Regions from separate parts of the Mus musculus genome. Here regions 1 and 3 are each linked to region 2. A link is a loop called in an ENCODE intact Hi-C map of the cell type or tissue named here. Cell type or tissue: heart. All regions are shown on one strand. Links, peaks and the distances in the headings refer to the core of each region. The heading gives the core; the rest is flanking DNA. Region 1 overlaps Pdzd2 (PDZ domain containing 2). Region 2 holds the start of Gm52211 (a long non-coding RNA gene). Region 3 overlaps Pdzd2 (PDZ domain containing 2).

Region 1 (10,410 bases), core at 1,069-9,068, 80 kb after region 2:
CTATACTATGCTTTTATCCTCATTTTAGCACATTAATCTCAGATCCACCCACCACTGACTCCCAAAGGCTGGGTTAAAGGCACGCCCCACCACAGCCCAGCTAGAGTTAGCTTCTTCTATTAAAAGATGATTGTAAAGCCTTCTACCTTGTGCTGGTCTCCTGACTGTCCAGAGCGCCCCCCCCCCCCATGATTGGTCTAGATCATCTAAGGATTCCTCACAGATTACTCTTCGGTATTTCCATAATGGCAAAAAATGCCCTAAAACCACATTTCCAGAGCATACATCGTCTGTTGTTGACATAAACCGATGTCTTAGAAACAGGTTTGGCTTTCTGATTTATTTGTGGCAATTTGCACCATACAAAAATCCCTGAGCCATAAACCAGGAGACTGGGACTCTCAATCTAGCCTCACCACTCACTACCCTGGGGTCACCTTGACCAGGTTCTTCCCAGGAGAAATGGAAACAGCCCCGGGGTCCTTTCCCGTCTGAAACCTCCCTGGTGGACCTTGCCAGTTCCTTGTACACGGGTGACCTGAAGGGTGGGACTTTGTTCCTTTTCTCTCATGTGACATTTGTATTGCTGCTGCTCCAGTCTGTCTGAGATAACCACCCATTGGAGGCCTCGCCTCTCCCTTCAGCTCTTTGCTCTGCCTTTTAGATGCTCGGGTCAGAAGAGTCTCAAGACGTAGGCAGCTCTGAGGAATCCAAAGGGAACAACTTGGAAAGCCCCAAACAGGGCAACAGTAAAATGAAACTCAAGAGCCGACTCTCAGGTAAGTGGAAAGCCTTCCTGCTGGTAGAGAAAGAGACAGGCTTGCAGCCTTGGGAACAGGGGAGAGAGGGGAGGCATGGGGAGGGAGGGGATGACCCCATTAACAGTATAAACCGTCAGGGGAGAGAGCAGTGGGTGCTATGCTCAGACTGGCCTTCAGCTTGCTGTGATTCCCAAGCTGGCCTGAATCACAGTCCTCCTGCCTCATCCTCTGCAGAGGGTTAACCTTGCACCTAGGGAGATGAGCCCTTTATCTCCTTAAAACCTCAGGACTGTTTTTCCACTGGCGAGGCAGGCCCTGGAAGAGCAGCTCCGTTAAACCTAGCAGCCCAACAAAGTGCATGTCAGCATTTGTGTATCTGTTGAAACTTCCATTTCCTGAATGTTTGGTTCATTTATCTTGATGAGGTTTCAGGTAACCCTTTCAGAGTCGACTCTCAGGTGCCCCATGCCCCCCAAAAAGTCCTCAGCCAACTAGAACAAATAGCAAAGGGTTTATCTCACATCAAGTTCTCATCTCAGCTAAGCAGGAGAAATAGTGAAAGAGATTGCAGCTTTCAGAACTGATAGAATCCATGATTTACACGCCCTGGGTATTTCCTTAGACTGCCTGGCCTGTGCTCTGGGGGAGACAGCAGATGACCCATAGGACTCTCAGAGGTCCTTGGCACTTCTGTTTTGTTGGATACTTTGTCTCCCTCAAAAACAAAATTTTGCCGGGCAGTGGTGGCGCACACCTTTAATCCCAGCACTTGGGAGGCAGAGGCAGATGGATTTCTGAGTTCAAGGCCAGCCTGGTCTACAAAGTGAGTTCCAGGACAGCCAGGGCTACACGGAGAAACCCTGTCTCGAAAAAACAAAAATAAAATAAAATAAAAAATTTTATGACGGCATTCATACAAAATTACATTCTGGGAACTGGAGAGGTGGCTCAGTGGGTCGAGCACTAAGTTCAGCTCCTTAGTACGCATGTAAAAGCCAGGAGCGACACAGTTCTGTAGCCCTGGCACTGGGCAGAGACAGGGGAATTCCCCAGGGCCTTACTGACTAGCCTGTCTATCTGAAACAGCAAACTCAGAGTTTAGTAAGAGACCTGAACTTAAAACAGAGGTGAAGAGCAAAAGGGAGGACATTTGCCATCAACCTCTGGCCTTTTACTAGACACACACACACACACGGATATACTGTACAGAAACAATGTGTAGATAGCAAACATCTGACAGCATTCATCTCTGGCTGGTTCCATATGCACATGCATATACTGCATGCGTGTGCACGTATACCACCCACAGTAAATTAAATAAATGGTGCAGAATAATTGAGAAACACATCTACTGTCAACCTCTAGCCTCTACACACCTGTGGATGTGCATACTCCCACCCATGTGTGTGCACACATGCATGTAGCACATGTACACTTAAGATATAGACTGAATTCATTGCTGTCTACTCCTTACTTACTATTATGCTCAACTTTCCCTGCATTTAAAAAAAAATGTATTAGGGCTGGCAAGATGGCTCAGCAGGTGAGAGCACTGACTGCTCTTCCGAAGGTCCTGAGTTCAAATCCCAGCAACCACATGGTGGCTCTTAAAGAGATCTGATACAGTGTACTTAGATATAATAACAAATACATCTTTTTAAAAATGTATTAAAGCTTTTTTATGGTCTCCAAATGTGTCAAGGGCTCCTTCCTGGCACAGCACCTACTGGCCTAGTAGTTAGCTTGACTCTGGCTACTCACTCATAAGCATCTGGAAAGGGAGGCAGAACTTAGCTTTGAGCCCTTAGCTGTTGGTAGCCTTGTACCCTAAGTCCATTTTAAACCTCCTTCCCTCAACTTCCATTCCAACAGCTGTCCGAGAGAGTCGCTACCCTGTCTTTGACAGATTGAGTAATGTTCTTATTTTATCATTTACTTATTTATTTTCGTTCTTTCTTATTTATTTCTGCAGACGTGTGTGTATGTCATTTATAAGTAATGAGGTTTTGACTTGTGCACGCTGTGGCACAAGTACGGAGCCAGGGGACAATTTGGGCTTGATTGCGTTCCTTCTACTTTGAACTCAGGTCATCAGGATTGCACAGTGAGTGCTTAAACCACAGAGCTATCTTGCTGCTACCCCCGCTCCCCCAAGTCTTATTTTTAACCCACAGAAAGACACTCAACACAAGGCATTATCTGTTAACGTCCCCCATTCCATTGTTTTCTTCTGCACCCAGATCCCTGGGGAGGAAAGGGGGAGCCAAGAGTACCTGCCCCTGTCACCTGGCCTTCTGTCTTTATTCTCAGAGAAGATAAATAGCATGGGTCCATGAAGTGGAATACCTTAAGGCTCCATTTGCAAAAATGAGTTATTTTGTATCGATCAATGGGAATGATTAGGCGGCATCGTGTTGAAATGAGCAGTAGAGGCTGACTTTTGCCAGAAAGGGCTAGCATCTGGGAGAGAGGCCTGCAGAGACTCTCTGAAGGCTCTCACCTCAGGGCGACAAGCAGCACCCCACCAGGAGCTCTGAGAGAGGCCCCTTTAAACCTGTGTGCAGAAAAGAGGCAGTGGTCAGCTTGCCAGAGTTGATCGACCCTGTATAATCAGTTCCCAGGGAGGCTCTCCAAGTTCTGGAGAGACGCAAGGACCTTTGAAACCTCTGTTGTCACATTCCTTATTTTATAGATGAGGTCCAAGCAGCTAAGGAAATCCCAAAGGTCATTGGGTAGGAGCCAGGAATAGGACCTACGTTCCAGACAGTTCTTCCTACCGACTTCCCGTGTGGAAGGCGTTCTGGATTCAGATGGGGGTGGGGCAAGTGTCTCAGAGACCTTCTAGATGTCTGGTTTTTCAAACCGTGTCCATATTGTCAATTTGGAACCAGGAACACATTTAGCTGATAACCAATGCAGGGTTGGGCCACTGTTTGCCACGAGGGGATCTCGCCTTCTCAAGCGATCCAAGCCTGTGGTAGGGAAACATGGGGTAGGGGAGGAAGCGTGCACAGGTATCAGCCAGAACTGGGTTCAGTTTCCAGCTCCATCCATGAGACAAGGGATGTGGGACCAGTGTCTTCTATGGGCCTCAGCTTCTTCATCTGTGAGGGAGGATCACACTGTGCCCATGTTCTTCCAGGAAATGTGAGTCCTCTATGAGCCCAGCCTTTTGGAAGACTCATGGGAGAATGTGTTTAGCTCTGCTGTTCCAAAGCCTGCCAGCCATGGGCCCTTCCCTCCGAAGCACCCATTGTTTGTATTGTTGAAGCCATTAATATTATGGTCATGATTTTCATGTTCATTCTTAATGTTTCTATCCTCTTTGCCCTCTCAAGAGGGGAAAATGATGTTTGAATGGCTTCAGACAGGAAGGCCTTCGTGAGAACTCTCAGTCTCCTGGGAAGGCAACCCGCACGTACGCTTGGTGGCTGCTTAGACGATGCACATACACATTCAAGCAGCAGAGCAGCCGGAAGTCTCTGGACTGTGTGCCGGTAGATGCATTCAGAAACAGCAGGATAAAGGAAGCCCTGGTAGAAAGAAGCCTGGAGACCAGTCGTCTAGACGTGGAGGAGAAGAGTGGGAGATTTTTCCAGGCAGTCAGGGAGAATGAAAGATATTTTGGGCAACTGTTTTTAATCCTCTCTTATTTGAGAGGCTAATCTTTGACGGTAATAATGATCTGGTCTAGCCAAACTTGGCAAGTGTGCGTAGGGGAAGGACTGCAGGCTGTTGAGGTGGGAGGTGATGGTGGTGTGCACAAAGTTGGGTAAACCCGTGATATTTATATTCTCAGTTCTGGAAATGAGTACAGAGGTGGACAGGTCCTTGGCAGCCAGCGGGATAGAACGCATTCATGCGGTAGGGGGTAGGAAGAGGAGGCTGGCAGCTTAACCTGGAGACATGTTAAAGAAACTCGGAGAACAGGGCTTTCACAGTGCTGTGAACTGCTTCACTCTAAAGACCTTTGCATTATAGGAGTCTGTGTGGTTTGGGGTTTTTTGAGACAGGGTTTCTCTATGTAGCCACGGCTGTCCTGGAGTTCACTCTGTACACGGGACTCTTGAGTTCTGCTTGCCTTTGCCTCCCCAAGTGCTGGGATTAAAGGCATTGTCTTATGGTCTCCCAGGTTATCTGGGTTTGTTTGTTTGTTATATGAGTACTCTGTAGCTGTCTTCAGACACACCAGAAGAGGGCATTGGATGCCCATTACAGATGGTTGTGAGCCACCATGTGGTTGCTGGGAATTGAACTCAGGGCCTCTGGAAGAACCGCTGAGCCATCTCTCTAGCCCAAATTTAAAATAAAAATAAAAAATATATGAATACATGTGTATCTGCCTAGAGAGGTGAGAGAGGTAAGGGCCCTCCTGAAACTGGAGTTGCAGAAAGCTGGGAGCTGCTTAATGCAGGTGCTGGAACCCAGCCTCAGGTCGTCTGCAAGAACAATAATGTGAGTGAGCCATTTTGCCAGCCCTGCCTGGGAGGTTTGGCTTCCATGGGATCCTCTTGGGTCTGCCTTCCAGATCTGGGTGTTTGTTTCATGTTCCTCTTGCATGAGTCACTGCGGATCCACACATCTTAGGGTGTTATCAGCGGGTGCTACCGTCTGTGGGTTCTCTCCTGATGATGACAGGTGCCTCCCGGTCAACTCAGAAGGGATTTTCTTCTAGTAAATCTTTTTTCAGATGAGTAAGCGTGCCAAGAAAGATTAATCTGGCCCATGAATTACTAAGTTATGAATTATTGTTCCAGCCATTTCCATGAGGGCTTTGCCCAGTCTGGCTCCAGAAGGACTCAAGCAACAACATCTTTCATTTCACAGAATGTTTTTTCAAATATGCTAGCCCAGGTTTTTCTCGCTGCCTGCCTCTCCTCTTGCCAGCAGGGACCTCCTTTAACTTCAGGACTTTTGACTTATCCGTGTTAACCTCATAAGTTTGTGATCTTTTTAAATGCAAAGCTTTCCTTGGCTGCAAAGGGGTTTCAGACATTTGAAAAAGCCCACTTTCACACAGTGAATGTTTAGCATTTGAAAAGCTGAGCCTTAAGTGACATCCCTTAACTACATCAGCACCATATCATTGCTCAAAAACTCAGCAGCATGTGACTTTTAAAAGTCTACTGTTATCCTTTCCTTATTCCATGAAAATTTTTAGAGAAATTTCCAGATGGAAATTGGACACTATCAAATGAGTCATTACACAGCTCAGGAGAAATCAATTCACTAAAGAATAAGTATATGGCCAGGCAGTGGTGGCGCACGCCTTTAATCCCAGCACTCGGGAGGCAGAGGCAGGCGGATTTCTGAATTCGAGGTCAGCCTGGTCTACAAAGTGAGTTCCAGGAGAGCCAGGGCTACACAGAGAAACCCTGTCTCAAAAAAAACCAAAGCGGGGGGGGGAGGAATCAGTATATGGAACCGACCAGAGAGATTGATAGCACATACTGCTCTTACAAAAGACCTCATTTCAGTTCCAAGAACCCACATAGGGAGATTTGCATAAGTCCATAATTCCAATAACTCCAGCTCCAAGGGATCTAACACCTCTGTCTCTATAGGCACCTCCACTGGTGAATACCTACACACAGACACACCCAAGTACACACCATTCAAAATAAGTCTTTAAAGAGAGAATTGACATATGTAATATGTCAATTATATATGACATATAAGCAAGCACATAGGTGATATGTTGTATTTAATATAGAAATAGTGATTTTAGCTTTATTTGTATGTAATTGATCTATCATTTCCAATAGTACATAGTCTAACTTAGGTGTTTTTAAATCATTATAGATTTGTGAGCATAGGTCAGTGGTAGAGTGCCTGGGTTGCAAACACCCCATACACATACACAGAGACAGACAAACACACACACATGCATAATACAGGCGCGCGGGCGCGCGCACACACACACATATATACATATATATTGCAAAAGTTTCTTAAATAGGTTACAAAAGCATCAGTTATAAAAATGAAAGTTGATCTGCAGTCATGATTGTAAAATTACATTTTGGTTCACAGTGGGTAGCCATATACAAGTGTGGTCCCATTAATTATATCACATAGTAATATTACGGCCACCCACGATAGTTAGATTTAATTGTCAACTTGACATGATCTGGAATCAGCTGGAGGGATTCTAAATGAGCGATCATCTAGATAAGGTTGGCCTGTGGGCATGCCTGTGAGAGAATTGTGTTATTGAGTATACCTAACTCAGGTAGAATAACCCATCCTGGATGGGTTGGTACAATTTTGTAGGCTGGGTCCTGGACTGGCAGGGAGCGAGCTGAATGCTAACAGGCGTGCATTTGTTGCTCTCTGCTTCCTGACTGTAAATGTGATATGACAGAGCTCCTGCCCTGTGACTTCCCTGCCGTGATGAACCATGAACAAAACAAAGCCATGCCCTCTAAGTTGTCAGGGTGTCTTAATAAGGCAGCCAAATATAGACTATATAATACCTAAAATGTTAGAAACAAAACTATACCTTTTTATTTGTATAAACACACTCTACACGCCTTGAAACATAAGTAACTGTGTCGTACTGTTAGAATTATAGCTTCTTTGTGTTATATACTATGAGACAAGATAAGGCACGGATATGGAGAAAATATTTATAATTCATAGATCCCACAGAGGATTCATAACCTCACATACTAAAATAAAAAGAACGTCCTAGGATTCAGAAAGATTTAATTCAAGAATGGACAGGAAAACTAAACAGGTACTTTACCAAAGGGAGTAGCGGGTGGCCATGTGTGCCCAAGTGTGACCTCATCCGTTGTCAGTGGAATGAAAACTGGAAGCCATGGTGTGATCCTAGCATCCTCTACCATCAGCCACAATCCTGGCCTCCTAGAGAGTGGGACGATGCGGGGAAGACAGTTTATCCTGCAGTCACAGTGCTGCAGAAGGAAGAGATGCCAGGAGCCAGCACCTCCACAATGGCATGTCATCGGGCTATCTCACACTCACAGGAGGCATGTGTGAGAATACAGTAGCTGTAGTCTTTTTTTAAAAGATTTATTTATTTATTATATGAAAGTACACTGTAGCTGTCTTCAGACACTCCAGAAGAGGGCATCAGATTTCATTATGGATGGTTGTGAGCCACCATGTGGTTGCTGGGATTTGAACTCGGGACCTTCGGAAGAGCAGTCGGCGCTCTTAACCACTGAGCCATCTCGCCAGCCCCTGGTAGCTGTAGTCTTGATCAGCAAGCTACAGCCCGCAGAAGACAAAACCAAAACCGTGTACAGCACACACGGTGTGGTGAGTCTCACAAATTAAATGTGTTAAGGGCAGGCAAGCTGGCACAGCAAATAAACGTTTCTACCCCTGATCCTAATGACCAGAGTTCCATTCCCAGGACCCACATAGTGGGAGGAGCAAACCGACCCCTCCATGGTGTCCTCTGACCTACACACCATGGCACATGTGCCCCCACAAGCATACACACACAAAATAGAGATATATATGTTAAGAACAAGGAGCTCCATACAGAAAAAGTACATATCCATTCATATAGAGTTCAAAAATAGGTAGAGTTGGTGAGTGGTGTTTCAAGTAACGATCATGTTACTCATTGGGTGAGGAGCGTTTAGTAAATGAACAGAGGGGGCTTCTGAGGCTGTAGTGAGTGATTTTTGATCTCTGTGTTAGAGGTCATGTGGAATTCACTCAGGTACTTTTATGCACATTTAAGTTATACTTACTAAACATTAATAAAAAAGGGTTATTTAGAAAGTCATTACTAAGCCAGGCATTAGTATTTTAGGTTATTTCAGCACTCAGAGGTTGGTGTCACAAGACACAAGAGAATTAAGAGAATTCCAGGCCAGCTCGGCTGCATAGCAAGGACCTGTGTCAACTGTACCTCTCAAAAACAAAACAAAACAAAACAAAACCACTATTATAATTGTATACGGAATAAAAGCACCCATCTGTCAGTGAAGCCATGCAAATATAAAATGATGTCCAGCCATTACTACAAGACCACATGCCCCTGCCCCCCTCCCCAGTTTATTGCTGTCCCCAGCACCCTGCATCTGATTTAATGCATACATTGCTCCTTCAGCTACCTTGTCACTTCAGAAACTCCCAGGTTCTTCGTAGCTCAGCATCATCATCTTTGAACACAACAAGGTTATGCAGAACCTGGTGATAGGACTGGAAAAACTTGACCCTTGGTACGTTTTCAGGCCTTCTAAACCCATCAGTGATTATGAATATGGTCTTTAGGCCCATCCGTTCTCTTAACTCTTCTCGTCCCTTATCAACCCATGCTCCCACCATGTTCTGTTGTAGGAGGTGTCCACCGCCTAGAGTCTGTTGAAGAATATAATGAACTGATGGTACGAAATGGGGACCCCCGGATCAGAATGCTGGAGGTCTCCCGAGATGGCCGCAAGCACTCTCTTCCCCAGCTGCTGGATTCTACTGGGACATCACAGGTTAATCCTGGGGTGGTGGGACATCACAGGTTAATCCAGGGGTGGTGGGACATCACAGGTTAATCCTGGGGTGGTGGGACATCACAGGTTAATTCTGGGGTGGTGGGACATCACAGGTTAATCCTGGGGGTGGTGGGACATCACAGGTTAATCCTGGGGTGGTGGGACATCACAGGTTAATCCTGGGGTGATGGGGCCTCTGCTTCACTCATAGCCACCATTGCTTGGTTAGAGATGAAAGTACAGATTTCAAATCCCTGTGTCTCCATGATTGTATGTGTGTGTGTGTGTGTGGGGGGGGAATCGTGTGTGTGAAAGTGTATGCACACATTTTATTTCTTTTCAAAGACCCCTATAAGCCCCTGTTCAGAAGAGCTGACTGCTGATAAGGGCCATTCGTATTTAGTCCTGGAGAGAGTAAGAGCCAGAGCACAGAGAGAATGTGTGTGGTATCTACCCAGAAAGATGACAAAGAAGCCAGCTCGATAGTTGAAGAAAGTAGGGAAATAATCTCTCAATAGATCTCCGTCCGTAACTTTTCATGCTGTGTGTTTTGGAACCAAGAATTACTCTCCACTGCCAGGAGACAATGGCGTCTCATGGTCTGTGGCAAACCAGCATTGCTTATTTGCTAGGAGCGTCCTGTGTGGGTCATTGTGAGCATGTGTGCCTATGCCATGCCTGGGGTCCTACCTGCTCTCCAGTGATGACACAAACAGCCAGGATCAGGGGCACCATGGAGGACTAAAGGAAGAGATTAGCATTACAGAGCCTGTTCCTGTCAGGAACTCTGGCTCTGCAACTCTGAATAGCGGTTCCTCCTCCTCCGTTATCTCGTCCCTGGACCACAGGGAACTCAGCAGCAGGCAACAACCAACTTGGACATAACCAACTTGGACATAAGCTCAGTGTACTGGCTGGTTTTGTGTCAACTTGACACAGCTGGGGTTATCACAGAGAAAGGATCTTCAGTTGAGGAAATGCCTCCACAAGACCCAGCTGTAAGGCATTTTCTCAATTAGTGATCAAGGGGGAAAGGCCCCTTGTGGATGGTGTCATCTCTGGGCTGGTAGTCTTGGTTCTATAAGAGAGCAGGCTGAGCAAACCAGGGGAGGCAAGCCAGTAAAGAACATCCCTCCATGGCCTCTGCATCAGCTCCTGCTCCCTGACCTGCTTGAGTT
Region 2 (10,410 bases), core at 1,586-9,585:
AGGTGTATCTTTGTTGGGACAGGGTTGGGTGGATTAGGGCCTAAGGACTATCTACTCTTCAGAAGTTAGACTTGTTTCTACCCCAAGAGATGAGTCCTGTTCAGCCATGTCTGAAGGAAGCATGCCTATCTTCGTGACTGGGCCTTGAGTCTGAGAAACCACCTGAAAGATGACAAATAGCCCTGAGGACAGTTGTCCTTGTTGAGGACCCAGGATCACGGGTCACCATGTATTTCTTGTTCACTTGCCATCTCTGTGCCTAGTGTGACCCTTGCCACCTTCTCCCGTGTTCACTCTGCCAGCTCCTTGGATGAAGAGAGGAGACTAAGGATGGGGGCTGGGGGCGGGGGAAGCTGAGCCTGAGGTACGCCTGAGGGATGGGGACTAGCAGGGTGGGATGGGGCTTTTTTGTGTATAGTTGGGCGTTTAAACCAAGTACCCCATGCTAAAGGAAGAAGTCAAACAACAGAGGAGGGTATGGGAGAACATATTCCGTTCTCAAAGTGCTTGTTCCAGGAATATTAATAAATGCAGTACAAATAAGCAGGGGTGGGGACTCCATAAAAGGGGGTTTGGACACAGCAGATTATGGAAGAGCCAGTTAACAGCACTCTCTAAACGTATTTTTTTGGAGTCTTCCTTGCATAGAGCATCTCACTCAAATGATATTTTATAGAATCTATTTTTAGAAAAACTAGATTAAGATCATTAGAAAAACAAGAAAGAGCCCTTAAGAAGGAAATTGAAAATGACAGCAAAGCGAAGCCTGTGAGATGGCTCAGTGCTCGGCGACTGGAAGCGCTGGCCACTAAACCTGTTGACCTGAGTTCAATCCTGGGAACCCATGTAAAGGTGAAAGGAGAAAACTGAATCCACAAAGCTGTCCTCTGCCTGAATAAACGCTCCATGGTGTGTGCATGGCCAGGTACACATTACACAGCCTCCCACGTGTGCTTACCAGCGCGTGTGCGCACACACACACTAAAATTAATTTTTATAAAGCAGACGATGTGTTTTGTTCTATTTTCTCATTTCCTTATTAGACATTAGGAGCATGCAGGGTCCAGAGGGAAATAGAAGGAATGTTGCTCTAGTATTGTTCCAGCCTTATCATTGGAATGAGTGCCAGGTGGCCCGTGAGACAGGTAAACCAGTAACGGTGCTTGCCACCAAACCTGAGGAAAGAACCAACTCTTGCAAGATGTCCTCTGACCTCTACTTTTGCACTATGACAGAGTATATGTGTATGTGTGTATATACATGTATGTATATATATGTGTGTGTATATATATATATACACACACACATACATATATACATATGCATATATATATGTATATATAAACAAAGGTAATTTTAAAATTTTAAACAGGAATAAATGCCAGAGAGGAAATCACTACCCACCATAGCCGAGAAGGCATGTAGAAGCTGTGAACCTGTCACATGCTGTGTGACTCAGTGCCGTGTTTGGGGAGTTTGACTCTGTGTTAGTTAGAAAGGCTTTACTGCCTACTTTCCCTGGCGATGTCTGTTGTGTTTGTATGACCCATTTCTCGCTCATTCACTTAATTTTCTGCGCCCTGCAGATATTTATGCTCATGGTCCCTAGAGGGGGAAGCAGTCACAGTACAGTATACAGTGGTGTCCTAAGAACCCACAAGGCACAGGCTGCGGATGAGTCTTGGTTGTAGGAGGTTGTCTTGCATGTTATATGATATTTAGCAGCATCTCTGGCTTCTACCGTTAGACACCAGTAGCAACCTCTCCCTCCTTCCCAGTTATAACAGCTAAAAAATGTTTTCACACATGGCAGAGTCAACATGTTCCTTGATAAGAACCACAAGCAGCTGATGGAATAATTCAGTGATAGAATACTTGCCTAGTGTGCGTGGGGCCCTGGATTTGATCTCTAGTGCGTGCGCGTGCGCGCGCGTGCGCACACACACACACACACACACACACACACACACACACTGTGTATACAATCACTGGTACATATGAAAGCACTCACATTTGTGAAAAGGCAGGAGCCAGTGTATGTATGTGTGTATGTAGGTTTCTTTTTTCAAGATTTTAGTTGGGGGGGCAGGGCTTGTGCGTGTGCCCACACACATGTCCACACGTGAGTGCAGGTGCTCAGGGTGGTCAGAAGAGGTCACTGAATGCCCTAGAGCTGGATTTACAGGTAACTGTGATATGGGTTCTAGGAAACAAGCCTGGGTCCTCTGGAAGAGTGGTTGGTGCTCTTAACCCCTGAGCTATCTATCTCTCCATCCTCAGTGCGCATGTTTCTTCAAAAAGTGTTGGACTAGCTCTAGGATGGTCCTAGATGCTGTGTGAAGGAGGGGAGGTTTTTTTCTGTGCACAGTGGTACCTCGGTAGAGCATGTCAAACTGGCCTACATGTTCACCATCAAGTACTTCTGCGTACAAGATAGAACAGAGGGATGGACACTCCAGGAAGTGAGAAATAGTTAGGAATCAAGGCCTTAACATGTGAAGGGGCAGGCGAGAGTTCAACTGCCAGATATATAGAAAGGGAGGAAGACTCCGGTGACTCATTGATTGAGTGGCGGGAGGAGCAATGATTGGAAAAGCAAGAAATGCTTTGAGGAAGAACATGCTAGATTTTCTTTGAGGGTCTGCTGAGTTCTTCTGTCTATTGGACATCCCATGAGAGATGGGCAGCTGACAGACCACTCTTAGTTGCTTTAACTATGGACATAAAGGAGCTAGAACCCAGGGACCAGGCAGCAGGGCAGCTAGAAAGAGGGCTGTGAGAGCACTGGTCAAGAACTGGACAGATCTCATAGCTGAGAAACTGATGTATCCAGTGAAGGGCCAGTGGGATGCTGATGTTGGTCTGCCAGATGCTGCCAGATGTGAGTGACACAACAGGTATGCAGGCTACATGTGGGCTTAAGGAGAAGAGGGGCAGACTGTGGACATGTGGAATTTGCTGACTTGTAAACGCTGCATCAGGCAGTAGTTAGAAGGGAGCTGAGCCTCTGAGTTAGCAGGCCACAGCTCCCCTGGCTTGCACAATGCAGGGTGTTCCCCAGTAGCTTCTATATTATCGCTTCTCATCACAGCGCAGGGAAACAGCACCTTGCTTGCTCACATGCCTTGTTTGAGTTCTACTGGGTTGAGGGAGAGGGAACAGATTGTTTTCAAGGCTGTTGATGAGTTTCATTTTGTGATACGTGATCGTCTTTTCACTTTTCGATTTTCATAATAAGCATGACAGTTCTAGAACCGGGAAGAGCAGCCGGGAAAGAGCTAAGGAGAAGAGGGAGGAAAAGTCAGCTTCCACTGGCTTTCTAAAAAGTACCAAGTACGTTATCATTTCAACCTCTTCTCGCTTACAGAGTTGTGGTTTTAAGTACATTCACGATGTTGCACAAAGGGACAGAACTCTGGTATTCAAAGCTGAAACTCTGGGAGGGACCGTGCAGGTACGGGGCTAGGATCCCAGTACTTGGGAAGAGGATGGAGAATGGCAAATGTGTTGTCTGCACATAGGACATCTTGTTTATCCATTCATCCAGGGATGCTGTCTTAGTCAGGGTTTCTATTCCTGCACAAACATCATGACCAAGAAGCAAGTTGGGGAGGAAAGGGTTTGTTTGGCTTACACTTCCATACTGCTGTTCATCACCAAAGGAAGTCAGGACTGGAACTCAAGCAGGTCAGAGAGCAGGAGTTGATGCAGAGGCCATGGAGGGATGTTCTTTACTGGCTTGCTTCCCCTGGCTTGCTCAGCTTGCTCTCTTATAGAACCCAAGACTACCAGCCCAGAGATGGTCCCACCCACAAGGGGCCTTTCCCCTTGATCACTAATTGAGAAAATGCCTTGCAGTTGGATCTCATGGAGGCATTTCCTCAACTGAAGCTCCTTTCTCTGTGATAACTCCAGCTGTGTCAAGTTGACACAAAACTAGCCAGTACAGATGGATATCTTCAGTGCTTCCACCATTTGACTGCTGTGGTCGGTGCTACTCACATGTATGTATGTATGTATATGTGTGTGTGTATGTATGTATGTATGTATGTGGGGTGGGGGTGGTTAGTGTCCGTGCAGATGCATATGTACATGTATGCTTGTGCATGCGAAGGTTAAAAAACCTCAAGTGTAATTCGTTAGTTGTGTGTGTGTGTTCGTACACATAAATGCAATCTGCTCAGTCTGTTTACTGTTGCATATATATGATTTCAGGACTGATCACTTGATATTAGATGACTAGTTCGGGGGCTAATCCCTGGGGAAGACTATTTCTTCACTCTCAGCAATCCTTAGTATATATGGGTAAAGCCCTATGAGAACCTCCTTCCAGTTATCATGACTGTCAGTGTTGTTTGTGCTTGTTCAGGTCATGTTTAGGCAGCCATATTGCTGAGGTATCATGGGTGAAGCTTCCCTGTCGTTTCTAGGAGACGCAACCACATAGCAACTTTCTGGCTCTTACAGTCCCTCAAAGTCCTGTATTCTAATCTCACCCTTTCACCAGGAAAGCCGTTTCTTACCTCCCTGGGCCTATTGTCATAGCCACACAGTGAGGAGGTAGGAGGAGGTGGTTCTTAGGGTCCTTTCCTGCTCACCAAAGGTGAGAATAGAGTAGGAGGTGAGAATATGGGAGCATCTGACCTCAGGAACGGAGTCAAGCTCCACACTACTACTTCCGGTGGTAACAGGAAGTTGGGTGAGGGCTTAATTCAGAAGCCAGGGATGGAATGGTGACTGGTGTCTGGTTCTTGCACTTGTTGCGGGGTGGTGGTGTCAGTAAACGCAGCAGCCGTTCCCTGGAAGTGAAGCTCTGTGCTCTACGTTACCCAGTCTGTGATGAGAAAATTTGACAGAGAGGTGGGAAAACTGGTTTTACCATAGATTTTTGGCAGCCCTCACAAACTAATAGAATATTCAATAGACACAACTTATGTGTCACCACAACTGGAGTTTATTCATGGGCCAAGAACATATTGACCCTGTTTCCTCCACTGCTTTAAAAAGAAGTAAGTGTAAGGACCAGCCTTCCTTCTTATGGTAAATTCAGTGTAGGAGAGTGGACTTTCCCAAAGGCGGGGTGGGTGGGAAGTCCACTGCACAGTCAACTCTCTGTTGACTCTGGGCTGAATGCCACTCTTGGGGAGTTGGGGGCTTGTCCTCCAGTGGTCCTTCCTATCTGACCCACCAGTGAAACAGCACAGGTGGCCTGACTATAAAGGGAAATCACCCAAGGGTCCGTCAGAGATGTGGTGGGCTATTGAGGAGGACCATGTAGTTTCCTTTGGGGGGGGGAGAGAGAGAGAGAGAGAGAGAGAGAGAGAGAGAGAGAGAGAGTGTGTGTGTATGTGTGTGTGTGAGAGAGACAGAGACAGAGGCAGAGGCAGAGAGAGAGAGAGAGACAGAGACAGACACACACACACACACACACAAACACACACACACAGACCTGGTCTCTCTGTTTTGTAGCTCTGGCTGTTCTGGAAATCACTATTTAGACTATCCAGGCTGGGCTCCAATTCAGAGAACTCTACCTGCCTTTGCTGTTTGTTGTTGGTATTGTTGTCGTTACTAAAAAAACTTTCTAAAATTGACTTAACTATATACATGTTTTACCTGCATGTATGTCTGTGCCTGCAGAGGCCAGAAGAGGGCATTGGGTCCCCAGGAACTAGAGTTAAAGACAGGGGTGAGCTGCCACATGGGTTCTGAGAATTGAATCCTGGTCCTTTAAGAGAGCCGCTGGTGCTCTTAACCACTGAGCCATCTCTCGAGCCCCAATATCCTAAAATGGTTTTGAAAATGGAAGAACTTCTGTGATAACTAAACATAGGTTGTGACAACATGTAATTTGTATGGGGGATGTGAGTGTATTGAATAAAAATCTAAAATAAATGGATAGATTAAAGAAGACTACTTTGTGGATGTGCAGCCTGAGAATAGCTAGTTAACAAAAGGTGCTTTCCTTCTGTTAAAACCCGTGTGTCTGGTGAGAGCTTTGCTAATAACACCACACCATTTGCAACAACAACACACCATTTCCTTTTGAGTCGTTCATACACACTGTCCACCTACTGCCCAGGGCTACCAATACCTTTGGCTCTGGCTGAACTTCCAGGGACCCCCCTCACTTTGTTGCAAAGCAAACCTATTTGCATATAGTAGAAATAGAGCTGTATATGTGCTGCTTTGGGGAGCCTGTTTTTCAAAGTTGTATTTCCTGATAAAGTCAGGGTGAGAAACCAAATCATCTTTGCAGCTGCTGATGTTCAAGAAGGAGTGTGTGAGTGTTCTGATCAGCCATCTCCATGTTTGATAGTCTGAAATAGAAGATGGGATTAGCTGGATTAGAAAAGTGGGGATTTGTTGTCATGGAGACAAGTAGCCCTTCTTTACCAATGAATTTCATTATAAAATAAACTCCCAATTTTATATTCATATGAATGTAGGTTTAACCCCTGTTAGTGTGTGTGTGTGTGTGTGTGTGTGTACACATATGGGTCTTGGGTCAGCAACACTAGCTGGCTAGTGAGCCCAGAGAGTCACCTGTCTCTGCCTCCAACTCCAGCTCCAGCAGTTACAGATGTGTCCTGGCTTTGACATGGCTGCTGGCAATCCCAACTTGGCTTCTTATGCTTACGCAGTAAACATCCAACCCACAGACAACCACCTTGGCTCTTTAAAGTTCAAAATATACTTAGTTCCTTGGGAAGCGTTAGGTCTCTGGGTGGAACATTTCTCAGCTAAGTTCCTGGTGTCACTTCTTTAGTAAATGTGAAATATACACTTGGTATTTTTTTGTTGGTTCATGCCTGGAATCTTGAGCCTACCTCTGTGGTCCGTGTCCGTGTCCATATCGTAAGCTATCCTTCGCTGAGGGCAGAGCTGACCTACAGATGCAGGCAAAAGGGCACCTCCCGTGACTGCCACCAGGGACTGGCTCCCCCAAAATTAAAGTGGTTTTTAGCAGTCCGGATTTCCACACACTGGCAGAGCCGTATGTGTGGCTCATCCCCTCACACACACACAGTTTAGCTGGATGCACTCATAAATGAAAAATGATCTGAGTGCTTCAGGTGGGTGGGGCGGAGCTCAGCAGGTGAAGCTGGAAGAGAATCTCTTGCTCTGCTCAGCAGAGCGAGGCAGGAAGTTGGAGCCAGCAATGGCCTGGCTCACAGCTTTTTTGTTGATAGTTAGTAACCCTCTGTGAAGATCTGAATGGAGAAGGGAAAGAAAACACTGCGGAACTTTGGCAGCCCGCCTATCCTGTGCAAGTGGCTACTGGAGCCCAGTGGAGAGTGTTCACCTGGCCAGTTTACGATGCAGGTAGGAAGCAGGCGGGAGAGCCAGTCTGAGTCCTATCTCCTCCCTAGCCACAACTTTTGACTCCCAGTGGCTTTTTTTCTTTTTTCTTTTTTTAATCATTTGAGAAATGAACAAGAAACAACATGAGTAGCCTGAGCCTGAAAAATGCTGCTCAGGAAAGTGTTTCTGTTGCTACATTGTTACTAGTTTGATCCGTCTAAGGGTGACTTTTAAAAAGTCAATCAGGTAAACCGGGGAAGCCGGTAAGTTAAAAACCAGGTTTTAAACTGGCAGATGATACGTAGCAGGCACTGTTTTAGAACAAATACTTGGAAGATAGTTGACCAGAAATTGATTTTTCAAGTTTCAAAACCCACTTGTTACATTTTTATAGTTCAGAACCAAAGAGGGGCTTGCTAATTCCTTCTGGCGTTTGGCTCACAGCTGGGGAATATCCAGATATTGCCTGGGATCCAGAGCAGAACTCCAGTGTGTTGGTGTTTTCTTCGGGGAGGCAGTCTGCCTTTGCCTAGCCTCTAAGTCAAACGGAAATCAGTGAGAAGACACAGTGTGGATTCCCAACATTTGTCAGGGTGGGAGTAAATGGAGGGCTGGCAACTGTCACAATAATGTCCTTACCCCCAGAAAAAGGGAATGTTCTTTTGAGGTCAATCTTGGCTGCACCGGCACAGGAAGAAAATTGAAACATTTGTGTCTCCGGTGGTTGTATCGAATCTCAGGACATCCTCTCTGTGGTGGGGCCATGGGTCTGGTGATACAGAGAAACAGAACAGAAATAGAGCCCAGCCCAGCCTGGTTTTCAGACCCATTTCTAGACCTTGCTTCTCCTTGTGTCCGGGCTGACCTGACATACATCGTCCCCTCCAGTGAAGAAGCAGAATGCTGTGAAATTGAGCTGACCTGGGGCGGGTAATGCACGGTTGACTGTGAGGTAAGCTTCGGAGGTAGGTAGTGAGTGAGCTGCAGCCTGGATTTGGGAAGTCTATGCTCGGAACTTTGAAAGCCGGTGAACCACACAGAGCTGTGTCTGAGAAGGCAGTCATGGGCTCTGCTTTGGGGGCTGCTGACTGGTGGGCTATTGCCCATGGCCAGTAGTGGCCCATGTTTTAGTTTTGATTTTAGGCCCAAGGGAACTGGGACGCCACCCAGGCCACACCTTATCACTGTTCGGTTCCCGTGTCTCAGCATACCATAGCGAGAGAACAACACTTGGGAGGCTTTGAGGAAACCTCTGGCTCCTACCTTCGTGCTGTAGCCTTGCTCTACAGAGCCTGGGTTTGTCTCCCACCCTCCCTTCAGATGGTTCCTGACCCAGGTTCTGTGTGTAGGATGATTTAAGCTGAGCTGAGGAGCCGGCCTTTTCACAGGGCCCATTATAGAAGCAGTTGGGTCAACAAATTATGGCCCAAGGGGCAAGTCCAGCCTGTTCTAGCCTGTTTTTTTTTTTTTTTTTTTTTTTTTTTATAGCCTGGGAGCTAAGGATGTGTTTCTACATTTTAAAGAGTTGGAGAAACAAAGATGGAGACTTAATGGCTCACAACGGGGATTTACCCCCTGACCCGCTTTGTATTAAGTCCGTCTTTTAAGAACGCTGTCTCTATGTATTCCTGTGTGTACAGCTGATTGGCACAGCTCATCGTGTGTCCAATAGCCTAGGCTGTGGTTTTGAAAGCTGTGTGTTGGTCTGTGTTCAGTGGCACCGCTGCCTCTGAAAGTGTTGGGTTGTCGGTTCAGGGGTCAGGCAGTTGAAGATGTGTAACAGGTCTAATCAGTGGCAAAGCAGGTCAGTGGAGTCTGTGGCTAAGATTGGTTTTTCAGCTCTCCCTGGTCTGTGAGCCACACGTTGACTGGACTGTGCAATCTCTCCTTCCACCAAGTCAGTGCTGGCCAGACTTCTGCCATCTCAGTATTTGACATTGCCACTTTCAAAACAAAAGATGCTTCCTATAATAATAATCTGTGTCTATATGTACACACTATGTGGAAGAAGTTAGCTGAATGTGCTTACTCATTTAGAACAAGGTTTCCTTATGAATCCCTACAAGCACTTAGTGAGAGCCTGCCAGCCTTCCCATGAACACCCGGGTCTTGACGTCACACAGTGTCTCATTGTTACTGTCTTGTCTAGGAAGGGAAAAGGAAAATCTGGTGACCTTGCTAATGTTCCACTTGTGTCAAAACTGCAGGCCTGGATCCAGAGCTGGCCTCTGTAAGGAGCTTGTTGTCCACTGCAGACACACAGGAAGTCTTTCATAAGGAGTGCCGGGTTTGAGAAGGAAACTGAAAAGCCTGGAATTAAGCTTTTTTTTTTCCACCAGGACATTTCAATCATTCATCCTCCTCCAGTATTTGAAGACTGATTGTCAGTAAAGACTGTTGGGGGTGGAGCTTAGCTTGACGATGAAAACAAGTGAGGGAGGGGTGAAAATCCGAACTGTCCAGTCCCTCATGGGAGGTAACTCCTGGGAACGAGATGGCATCTGTAACCCTTGAGGAGCCTGGTTGGTGGAGCCGCAAGGGGTGGGTCGGTTAATCTGCCCTGGTAGCTGCAGAGCCTTGCCTGTGTTTAGCAAAGGGCTTGGCTCTGAAGCTACAGATTAAGCAACCTGCCATTCCTGTATGCTCGGAATTTCAGACCTTCAGAGACCTATTTTGCATAACTGTTGCAATCCTACTAGAAGCCAGCCCCATGGGAGGGAGTTGGAGGAGCTTGCCCAGAAAGGCTGGAGCTGTGTTGTGGGGCAAGAGGAAAGGGTCAGCTCCTGTTCCCAGGGGGCTTCCTTTGTGCGAGTGACACTATGTGTCAGAGTTTTGGTCTGCCTGGTGTCTCAGGATCAGAAGGGGCCTATTCAACTCCCATCTTAAAGACACAGATGCAGATTGGTCCTAGGAGCCTTGAGCAGCTTCATTGAGCCAACCTGTTTATGCAGACTTCACAGCATTAGACAGGTGGCTAGGGCACCTGTCCCCTCTCCTTGGCTATTTAAACAGGGCCGAAATCTAACATCTATTTAATTTTTCCCATTTTTTTTTTCTGACAATGAGATACACACACATATATCATATATATATATATATATATAT
Region 3 (10,410 bases), core at 1,551-9,550, 56 kb after region 2:
GTTCCCGATAGGCCTTAAGGAACTCAGCAGCTAGCCGTTTTCCCATCACTGGTATGTCTTCCGTTCTGCTCTATCTAGGAGGTTGACAATTGGGAAACTCCGTGCTCAGAGATAAGCTTTCTATAGAGATGATGCTCTTGTTTTCCCACCAGAGCTGGGGCTGAATCCGTCCTATCATATTTTTTTTCTTCTCACTCACTTTTAGCCTGGAACAGTGTGTCTCTCTTCCCTGTGGTCTGTGACTCGCCAGCAGGGCGTTTGAATTAATACCAGGAGATGAGAGAAATGCAATTAGAGAGTAGAATAAGTGAAGGGATGGGCTGGGGCATCTTGGTGGTGTTAGGAATAAGTAAGCCCACCAGCCACGGCCACTGCCTTGTCTATGCCAGGCTTCCCTCCTCCCATAGGATCAGCTCCGACCCATACACCTAGATTCCAGGGTGCCCTTCCCTCCTGACTTTCTCATCCCCACTTTCTTACCATGCTAAGTAACTGGTAGCTCCCTTAGCGTTTCTCTACTGTAGGGATTTTTGGAAATAGAAGGCAGAGGCTATTGGAAGTCCCATGTGCCTTTTATCTTTTTTTTATAGCCTAAACTCTAAAGAAAGACTAGCATGTGAGCCTAGAAGAAGGAGACAATGAGAACGATGCTGTTGAAGGCAGAAAGGAGAAAAAGATGGAAGGGGAGATGCTGGTTGGTTCATTGGGAGGAGCACAGAAGAAAGAGCTATGTGGACCTGGGAAGATTTGGGTATGCGCAGGTTCCACTGTAGGACCTGGATGGTGATGGCAAGCCTTGAGAGACAGGGAGACCCCTAGGCGCCATGGTCTGCTTCACCAGATTTTCTGTCTGAGTGTCAGGGGCCTTTTGGTTTATGGAAGACAAGACCCTGGCCAGCTCAGCGGAATCCATTGCAGAAATCAGTTTCGAGGGTTGTGTGCACTGAGGGCCGTGACCTGCCCTAAGGAGACAGTCCCAGTAACAGCAAAGTCTCCTGCCAGCAGTGAGACAGGAGCTCAGAGTCAGCCGTAATTTAAATGGAAAAAAAAAAAGCCCAGGTTTTTACAACCACAGAAATGAATCAAATCTCAAACCTTTAACAATAGCAAGCTCAACACTTCATTGCTGTGATTGCTTCTGCTTCGCTAGTTTGTCCTCTGTGGGGGACCCAAGAGTGAAATAATCCTTGGAAAGTTTTATCTTCAAGGTCCTGTAGCTCTGTGGTGGGGTACGGAGGTACCAACACTTACCACATAGCCCCAGTTTCCCAGAAAGAATCCTGCTTCTGTCTGATGGGGCGGGGAGGGAGACACAATAGACCAGTGAAGGGCCGCAGGTGGGTTTGACGTGTCTTGGCACTGTCTGTGTTCAGCTTAGCAATAGCCCCGAGCTGATGACAGGGAGGATTAGGGAAAGATCGACTGACTTGAGTCTCCTAAAACCTGAGGGTCTTAGTTGCTCTATCACAATAGTCATCCAGATGAAGTGTCATTGACGTTCGTTGTCAGAGACGCTTAGCTTAAGAGTGAGTGTATTGGTAAGTGACTGTCAAGAGTCCCAGAGACTGTCAAAGAGTCCATGAGTCTGGATACTAGCGTTAACGCAATCCCACCCAAAACCATCTTTGGTTGTCTTTCCTTCCTCTTCCACCTTATCTAACTGTCCTGTCTCATGACTCTGCCTAGCTCCTAGAAGACGGCACTTCTCTAACCCAGAATGTCTTGACCAGGGGTCTTTTTTCCCATCTCCGTTTCTTCAGGGATGGCAGGCTGTCCTTAGGAGATGAACTGCTGGTGATCAATGGTCACTTACTGGTCGGGCTCTCCCATGAGGAAGCTGTGGCTATTCTGCGCTCAGCCACTGGGATGGTACAGCTGGTGGTGGCCAGCAAGGTAGGTAGTTTCTGTCATTCTTGGTATTTATCATGGTAGTATGAGTCCGGACGGGAGCCCTTCCCATGCCAGCAGGTATGTGCATGCTTACGGCTTATCTTGGGCGGTAGCTGTGATTCCACAGATGTGCACATGTGACTGAAATGTGCTTGATTAAGTCATTAAAGATGCTTGTTAGAAAAGTTATAACAGAATGAAGGAGAAGGTAAAGAATAGGAGATGCAGAAACATGATAGGAGGAAAAAGAAGGCTGCATGGAATTTTTTTTTTTTTTGGTCACTATGATGAAATGCCTGAGATAGGTGACTTAAAGAAGAAGAAAGGTTATTAGGGCTCATGGCTTCAGTGTATGACCCCCTGGATCCCTTACTGGGCCTATGACCATACAGAAACGTTGTGGCAAAAGAGTATAGTGGACAAAGGAAAGTTGTGTGCCCTGTGCAGTCAAGAAATAAAGACACTGAGACATGAAGAGGCCCTTCAAAGACACATATCCCAGGGGCCCTCTTAGCCCAACTAGGCCCCATCTTTCAGTTTCTACCACTTCCCAGTACTCCAATTGTGGATCCATTAATGGATCCATCCATCTGTTACATAAGAACACTCAGGACCAACCACTTACCTAAGTCTCACCTCCAAGTATTGTACGAAGGACCAGGCCTTCAGCATAGCTGGGGGTGAGGGGGCGTGGACACTTCACATCCAAACCACCACAGTAAGGAATGCATCTTCTGAGGCCAGAATGAGAAAAGTCTCAGGGCTGTCTGTGGAGAGTCCTGGTCCCTAGTCTAATCACCCCTACGTTGTTAGAGCTGGAAGAAGCTCTATGCCTCCTTTGTCCAACCACCTCCACCTTCCCTTCCTCCCCAACTCGGCAGATATGACAGTGGGCAGAGCATCCATAGTGGCTGCCATCTTGCAGAGGTCATGGTGCTGTCAACAGTGCCAGATAGCAAATGCTTGGCACACCACCCTCTGTCCCATTCTGCTGCCATATCTCCCTCCTGGTCTTCACTGTTATCACCGGATCCTGAAACCCAAGTCTGGGTTTCTTTCACCTGTGTGTGTTGATGTAATGACTCTGTCATGGGCTCTTATGATCTGCATTCAAAAGTTCCTAGAGAAAGGCTGCCGATGCCACGGCTCTGAGGAGGCCAGGAGACAATGACTGCTCTCCTTCTGCTAGGTCTTCTGGTTATGCTGTTGAGACCATTAAAGAGGTCCTGTGACTTAGGAGTGAGTAAGGTAGAACCACATGGCTCTTTCTGCCGCTGAGTGGCTGACTGGGAGAATCTGTGTGAGGCCACACACAGCTCAGCTCTGCATAGAGTCTGCTGCCATTGTTTCTAATTCCCTTTCCATCTTCCTGCTTTTTATTTTGAACCTTGGCATCTGTAGGTTTTCCTGTATTTTTTTCTTTTTTAGATTATAAGATCTAGCACCAGTTTGGGGAATGCAGTTGGTTCTCCATATCCATGAGTCTCCATCCATAGGCTCAACCAACCCCAGATGGAAAGTATTTAAAGTAACAATTGTATTTTTACTTAACACAGACCCTAACCCCCTCCCTTTGTTGCTCCTTAAATAATCCAGCAGCTATTTATAGATCATTCACATTGTATGACAACCTGGGAACTATTTAAGGGATAGATATGTTTTATACAAATATTATATCGTGTTGTAGGAAGAAGGATTTAAGCATCTTAAGCTCTGGTGTCTCACAGGTAACAAAAGACAATTATATATAATACCAGATTAGGATTCCTTTTCAAGCTATCTGAAAAATCTGCCTCAGGCCGGGCATGGTGGCACAAGCCTTTGATCCCAGCACTTGGGAGGCAGAGGCAGGCGGATTTCTGAGTTCGAGGCCAGCCTGGACTATAAAGAGAAACCCTGTCTTGAAAAACAAAACAAAACAAAACAAAAAAAGTCTGTTTCTCTTCCTACCTCTTACCCCAAACCTTTGAGGAGAACATTAGGGTTGCCAAGGTACGCCTTGGGTGAAAGTTGTAAGCGCCTGAGGCAGATCTGAGCCCACTCTTCCTGTAGCCCTTTGCTCCCTACAGAGGTTTTGTGGGCCCTGGGAACTTCTCCTGAATCTTCTATACCCAAAGGGCTATCTGCATCTCTCCACAGGGACAAAGAAGGATAGAGGTCCTGGGAGCTTCTCTGTCCCCCTGCTAATCATTCCTTTCAGGGACGGGGGGACATGCTTCAAGGGAAGAAAGACCACCTCTTCACTTTGCCTAGCAGATCAGCAGTTTGGCAGCATCCCTGGGTCTTGCACATAGTCCTGTGTTGGCAGCCTACTTCATTTGCACAGCTACCTCCATCCAGGGAGCAGCTCAAAGTGTCAGTTTCTGCCCAGGATTATGGCATGTGCCATCACAGCCTCAGGTCTAAACAGCTCACTTTAACCTGCTAAACTCGGAGGAGGAATAGGGGGATGCCTTCTCCATGCTAAATGTGTGGAGACGTGGGCCACTACTGGCTGCTCAGAAGAATCTGTGCAAGGCCACACACATCTTAGCTCTGCAGAGCTATGCTGTTGCCCTATGAGGTACACTCACAGGACCTCAAAGATGGTTCCGAGTAATGCCAGGCTCTCCACCTACCTGGCCCCTTAAAAGATAAGAGGTAGAGTATATAACAGTTGCCAGATACTAGAATCATCTCAGTAGATGCTAAACCAATCCCTTGAGGCAGATGTGTGTTCTTATTCAAAGACTTCCATTTAAATCCCAGCGATTATTTAACTTCCTTGGGGGCAGTAGACAAAAGCAGGTTTTCTGCCAAGTCCAATAGATTGCGAAATGTCTGCTGCTGCCATTCTCCCAGCCGCCCTAGAGGTAAAGAACATGTAAAGTGTAACAGAGCAGGGTGTCAGAAAAAGATAGTGTGCTCCTCCCAGAGGCCCTGGGTTCTTATAGGGCTGAGCAACATCCGGGAACCAGTTCTCACACCACAGGATCCTGGGCACCCACCCCAGATCTCAGAGGATAACTAACACCTTTCAGTTCCTGCTGTGTGTCCTGTTTACACTCAGGCAGCCAGCGATCCAGCCTGCTGCTGGTTCCTAACCTTGTCCCCAACTGTCTGAGTGCTCGTCCATGCAAGAGGAAGAGGAGCATTCATCAGCAGGTTTCTCCTGGCATCCAGCCATTCTTCCTCTTTATCTAACCAGAGTAGGAAAGCCATAGGCTTGGTTTTGCCTTTATCCCTGGGGTTTGAAGGATGGGAGGGTTTCCAGCGTCCAACTATAAAGAATAATAAAAATGTAAAAATCTTACTATTCTAGATCTAGGACACTTGTCACAAAACTTTAAGGCATTGTCCGGAAGTGTAGTCACCTCATGGAGAGGATGCCGGATGCTTCCACAGAAACAGGCAGTTAGCCTGTATCCTAGTAGGAGCTTGGGTGTCTGTGTTGTGAAAGCCGACCTGCCGGTGTGCTGGATAGTTTTTTGTCAACCTGATGCAAGTCAGGGTTCTCTTGGGAAGGGGAGCTTCCGGCAAGTCTGTGGGGACATTTCCTGATTGATTAGGAGGTGCCCAACACACTGGTAATATCACCCCTGAGCAGGTGGACTGCGGTTCTATAAAAACAAGTTGAGCAAGCAGGCCACGGAGAGTACAGCCAGGAAGCAGCCTTCCTCTATAGCCACTGCTTCAGTTCCTACTTCCAGGTCCCCCTGCCTTGGTTTCCATCCTGATAGACTGTGATAAGGATGTGTGAGCGGAATAAACATTTCCTTCCTCAGCTTGTTTAGTCCTTGTCTGTTTGGTTGTTTTGCCTTGCTTTTAGAAACAGGTTCTCTCTAGATAGCCCTGGCTGACCTGGAACTTACTGTGCAGACCAGGCTAGCCTCATCCGTGCAGAGATCCTCCTGAGTGCTGGGATAGAAGGCACATAGCACTGCAGCAAGCTTTTAGTCCTTTTTTTAAATCACAGCAAGAAAAAAAGGCATGCTAGAACAGCCAGGGTGATTTCGATGCTCCTTTACTCTGTGTATGTTGTGTGTGTGTGTGTGTGTGTGTGTGTGTGTGCGCGCGCACGCCCGCACCCATGTTTTCGTTTTCTTTGAGTCAAACACAAATTGACAGAGGACGTCTTGGAGGCCATCCCACATGGACTTAAACACCAGCTCCACCCTGAGAAAAGCTGTGTGTTCTGGGCAAGCCATTACATGTTTAAATCCCTGTTCCCTTTCTGCACAGCGAGACTCGAGACTTGGGAAGTGCCTCTGAGGATGTCACAAAGCTTAAAGGAGGCAGTTAAGCCCCTGAGCAGTGTGGCTGGCTAGAGGGAGCAGTGGGGAGACTACTTCTCTCTTTGTCATGCATGAGCACGTGTGTCATCATTCCACATGGGAGGATAGCATGCTGTCACACGTGCTTCTGATCTGCCTGCTCTCCGAGTAGCAGGCTGGGAGACCCTTTCCCACCAGAAGTTCATCTCAGTGCCATAGAATATTCTATCTCATGGCTACTTTGTAATTTACTCACTGGTTACAACCTTCATTTTATTTTTAAAAAAATTCTTTCTTACAGATGGTCCAACAGAGTAGACAACACCGAAGAGAAATGGACTCATGTGTGGCCTAATAACTTATTTCCTTAGACAGACAAACAGTGCAATATATTCACAATTACTGTTACAGACGGTTGTCCTAGGCCTGGAGTGTAGCTCAACTGATATACTGCTTGCCTAGAGTGAATGTTTTTCACATACCTTGGGGTTAAAAATGGCATCAAGCAGGTAACAAACGAGCACTGCTGACTTTGGATGCCAGATCACTAAAAGTTTGTAAGGTCTGTTACAACCTGTGAGTTGGTTTTGGCTTCTGTGTTCTGCGGACAGTCAAGCAGTTGGATGGTTCAAGCCTCGTGGAACGTTCTACTCCCTACGGAAGTGGCTAGGCTGAGGAGATAAAGGGAACACATCACAGTCTTTCCTTAGCTCAACTCTTCAGCCCAGATCCCATCCCTGGCCTCCGTGTCTAGTGGCCTTTCTAGGAAGTGTGCCAGGCTCCTGGGTGCTCCTTGTGGCTTTACATTGTATTACCACACCTGACATTGACAGTGACCCCACACGTGTGGACCATAAACTTCACACACTCTCTGGGTCAGAGCTTGTGGCTGGCCTCAGCAGGTTGATTTCCATCAGCTGCTGCTGGTACCCGGGTGGGTAATTCCTGGGCCTCTCGTGTATCCTCTTAGGAGAGCTCAGCGGAGGACCTTCTGAAGTTAACATCGAAGAGCTTACCTGACCTGACTAGTTCAGTGGAGGACATATCCTCCTGGACTGACAACGAAGACCAGGAGGCAGCCAGGGATGATGAAGAGGGGACAGGCTCAGCTGCTGTCCGGGGCACGGTAAGTGAGCCTCTGGCTGCTTCCAGCGCTAGGATGATGCCTTTCTGAAGACGTGAGTGACAGAATCAGAGAAGAATGTGGCGCCTTCCTTTTTTATATCTTTCTCAGCACATTCTGGAAACTTCTGAAAGGGAGATGCGTTTCATTTAAGAAAGTTGAAACTGGAAACCACAGGCTGTGGGGTTGTGTGCATATATATCAGTCTCTAGAACGCTCTTTCGTGTGCACGAAGACACGCTTACTGCTTCTTAAGGATGCTTGAAAACAACTCAGGGTTTCAATTCAGACTTCCAGACTTCTGCTTGAATGTGGAAGAAACCACGCAGGCAGATTAGTGGTAGAGTCCATCTTTGAATTTGAACCATACCAGGTCATCCGAGTAGCTTACAACGCTTCTCTGCACAAGGGGTCAATCTGCTGTGTCACACCGGCACACACAGGAAGGTGTCCTACTACAAGGAGAAAATACGGGCTCCTGATCTATTTCTATCTGCTCTTGCACCAACCTTCTTTCTCTGCCGTTCAGAAGCTAGTACTCCTCTCTCTGCGCCTTGAACTTAGGTAGCACGGTTAAGCTTTGGGAACTGACCTACCTCTGTCGAGCCCGGGGACTTGAGAAGCAAAGCAAACATCTGCATTCTTCATCAGTTACTGGGACATTGCTACCTTTGAGGGAAGAGGGGAAAGTTGCTTTTCCATCAGAGGACAGCTTTCTCAGGAGGCCCCACCCAAGCAAGTGGGTAAGCCTACCATGAAGGACCCGGGGGCAGGGGCGCGGGGTTGGTGGGCAGGTTAAACAACCCTGTGGCTGTACCCTTTCTCTACACGGAATGGTGGCTTTTGGTGGCTTTCCTTTGGCTTTCAGCAAGAGTGGAAACTGAACTAATAATTTCCCCAGCCTTCACATGCCCTCTGCCTGCCTCTCAGACCTCTCTTTGCACCAAGCTCACTACTGACTCTAAGCAACTGCTCCGCTTCCTAACCACAGCACAGCCCCGCATGGTGGCTTCCTGTTTTCCGGCCTCAGAACCTTTGCAGCCGCTCTTCTGTCTGTGGAAACCTCTGTCTGCAACTGGGGCTCATCTTCGAGACCTTGTAATCTGACTTCCTCAGAGGAACTACTACATTGTACTGACCGCTCCCAACCCCCCACTCCCCACCCCCCAACCCCCCACCCCCGGCTCACCCTGGCTGTCCATGTTCATCCTCTGTGAACTGCTGGCCCCAGATATGTTTGGTCTTTCTCCCAAGGTGCCATCAGCTGCATGAGGCAAGGGATCCTCACAACTGCTCTGGCCTGTCTGTAGACCATGCATCTCATTTTTGAGCTCTGAAACATTAAATAAAGCTTTAACGGGAATCTGGGGCTGTGGCTCCATTGGCAGATTGCTGGCCTACCACGTAAACCAGGCATTGTGCCACACACCTATAATCTCAGCACTGAGGTCAGAAGTTCAAGGTCATCCTGGGGTATATAGTGAATTTGAGGCTATCCTGGGCTACATGAGACCTGCCTCAAAAGCAACACGAAATAAATTACAGTACCAGGGAAAGCCCTGATTAGACAGCAACTGTTCCATCTCCAAGGGGAGAATATGTAGTGTAACTGGCTTCATAGAAGGAATTGGGTCGTGTGCCTTCTGTTTCTGTTTTGTGGTAGGCCCTGATATTTAACAAATCAACCGTAATGATTAAACATCTCAATAGAAATTGGTAAAGGACAAGTGACATGTGAATAGAAACACTAGCTAGCCCAAGGCATCAGGAAAAGTGCCCAGACTCACAGCTGTAGGGAACACAGACTCGAATAAAGTGAACGGCAACACGGCAGACCACTGAGGAACCTGGGGATGAACTGGGCCGTACTTCTCATGCATTGGGCTAGAAATCCTTGATGAGAGAGGCCACTCAGATCCATAGATAACAAGCTTGCCCCCTCCCCGCGCCCCGTCCCTACCTCCCACGCACCCACCCTCAGTCACCTTCACTCATACCCACCAACCTACTCCCAGTTTAGGCAGCCATGAGGGAAAACACAAGAGTCAGGGACAAAGCGGTACGCCAAGGGTACACACACTCTATAGACATGCAGGCATGATGCAGAGGGGTCGTTGCACTGGCAGGAGGGTGTGTCTTATGGGAGGTTGGCTTCAGAAGGTCTGCAAATGTTGGAGTCCAGGAGTCTGGGCTTTCTGAAGCACCCATAGGACTCTGATGCTCAGCAAGATTGTAGAAAACAGAAGGGGCAGGACTCTATCAATCACACAGTAGACTGGTAGGAGCTCCCCATCTCCATCCCCACCCCACGCCCACCCCCTGCACCTCTCTGTGCAGGGCACAGCCTTGAGGCAAGAGATTTGACTCGAATGACCCCATTCCTTCCTGCAGTTTAGGGGTCAGGAAGTAGGGATGTTCGCTGTGCACGTGGGAAATGTGGAAGCCTGGGGTCCTTCAAGGCACGTGCTTGCACATCTGTTCGCCACCTTTGCATACCTGTTTCTGCAGATAGACTGGCAGTGTACTTGTGGAAAGTATCGTGCCAGCTCCAGCATGAGAAGATGCACAAATACCCTGACTGCATATTTTTCTCTCCTCTGTCCCCATCTATGTCCCTGCCTCTCCTCGAAATCCTGGACTTTCCCTGGTGGGCCTCGCTTGGCTTACACATCTCAGGCGGGTGCTTCCGCTGACACGGAGCATAGCTAAGGGGCTGTGTGAAACTCAAGGCACCGTGCAGGACTACCAACACAGGATAAGGAGGAGAAGGCTGCCATCAACACTGGCCTAAGAAACTAAGATTTAAATCTGGGGGGGGTGGCTTTGGTTTGGTTTGGTTTCATACGTAAGGAGATGAAGTGATTCGTGGAGGAGAACAGAGATAAGAATAATTACTTGCCCGGGATGGATCGCCCGGAAAGCTGCTGATGTTTGACTTAGACTTACTCCTCTAGCAACATTTGCAGGGCTTGCTGCGACTCGCTGTCTGGCTCCGTGCCTCCTTCCCTCGTCTGTGCAGTTTGCAGTTCCCAGGGAAGTAAACATCTGGGCGGTCGCATAGAAAAAGTGAATGCCGTGCCCTGTAAATGAGAGCTTATAATGAAGGGGTCTCCAAGGGGAGTAGACACACTTGAGGTTAGTAGA

The links. Hi-C counts contacts between places; a loop is a spot of excess contacts. Peaks named below come from ENCODE experiments on the same cell type or tissue, not always from the same donor. Only the 100,000 strongest peaks of a DNase experiment are listed, where the experiment ranks them.
Region 1: it touches region 2 in a loop (1.8-fold over the local background); 2 of 42 quality-filtered maps call a loop at or near these places.
Region 3: it touches region 2 in a loop (1.9-fold over the local background); 4 of 42 quality-filtered maps call a loop at or near these places.

What each region holds. Positions count from the first base shown.
Region 1 is chr15:12,409,827-12,420,236 of GRCm38, reverse strand. It overlaps Pdzd2 (PDZ domain containing 2), which reads left to right. Exons shown (of 26, transcript NM_001081064.2): 8 at 665-779; 9 at 9,084-9,229. Among named protein-coding and RNA genes, the nearest start is that of Gm52211, 77 kb to the left of the region's middle. In heart, for the core only: no CTCF peak of the experiment used is centred there; DNase peaks (open chromatin) are centred at 4,246 and 5,336.
Region 2 is chr15:12,490,232-12,500,641 of GRCm38, reverse strand. The region is part of intron 3 of Pdzd2 (PDZ domain containing 2); the gene reads left to right. Gm52211 (a long non-coding RNA gene) reads right to left here and starts at 8,732. Exons shown (of 3, transcript XR_003951632.1): 1 at 8,569-8,732; 2 at 7,945-8,074; 3 at 6,260-6,320. In heart, for the core only: a CTCF peak has its summit at 5,656 (motif pointing right); DNase peaks (open chromatin) are centred at 7,237, 8,376 and 9,451; H3K27ac peaks cover 296 bases.
Region 3 is chr15:12,433,963-12,444,372 of GRCm38, reverse strand. It overlaps Pdzd2 (PDZ domain containing 2), which reads left to right. Exons shown (of 26, transcript NM_001081064.2): 6 at 1,761-1,893; 7 at 7,114-7,269. Among named protein-coding and RNA genes, the nearest start is that of Gm52211, 53 kb to the left of the region's middle. In heart, for the core only: no CTCF peak of the experiment used is centred there; a DNase peak (open chromatin) is centred at 4,902.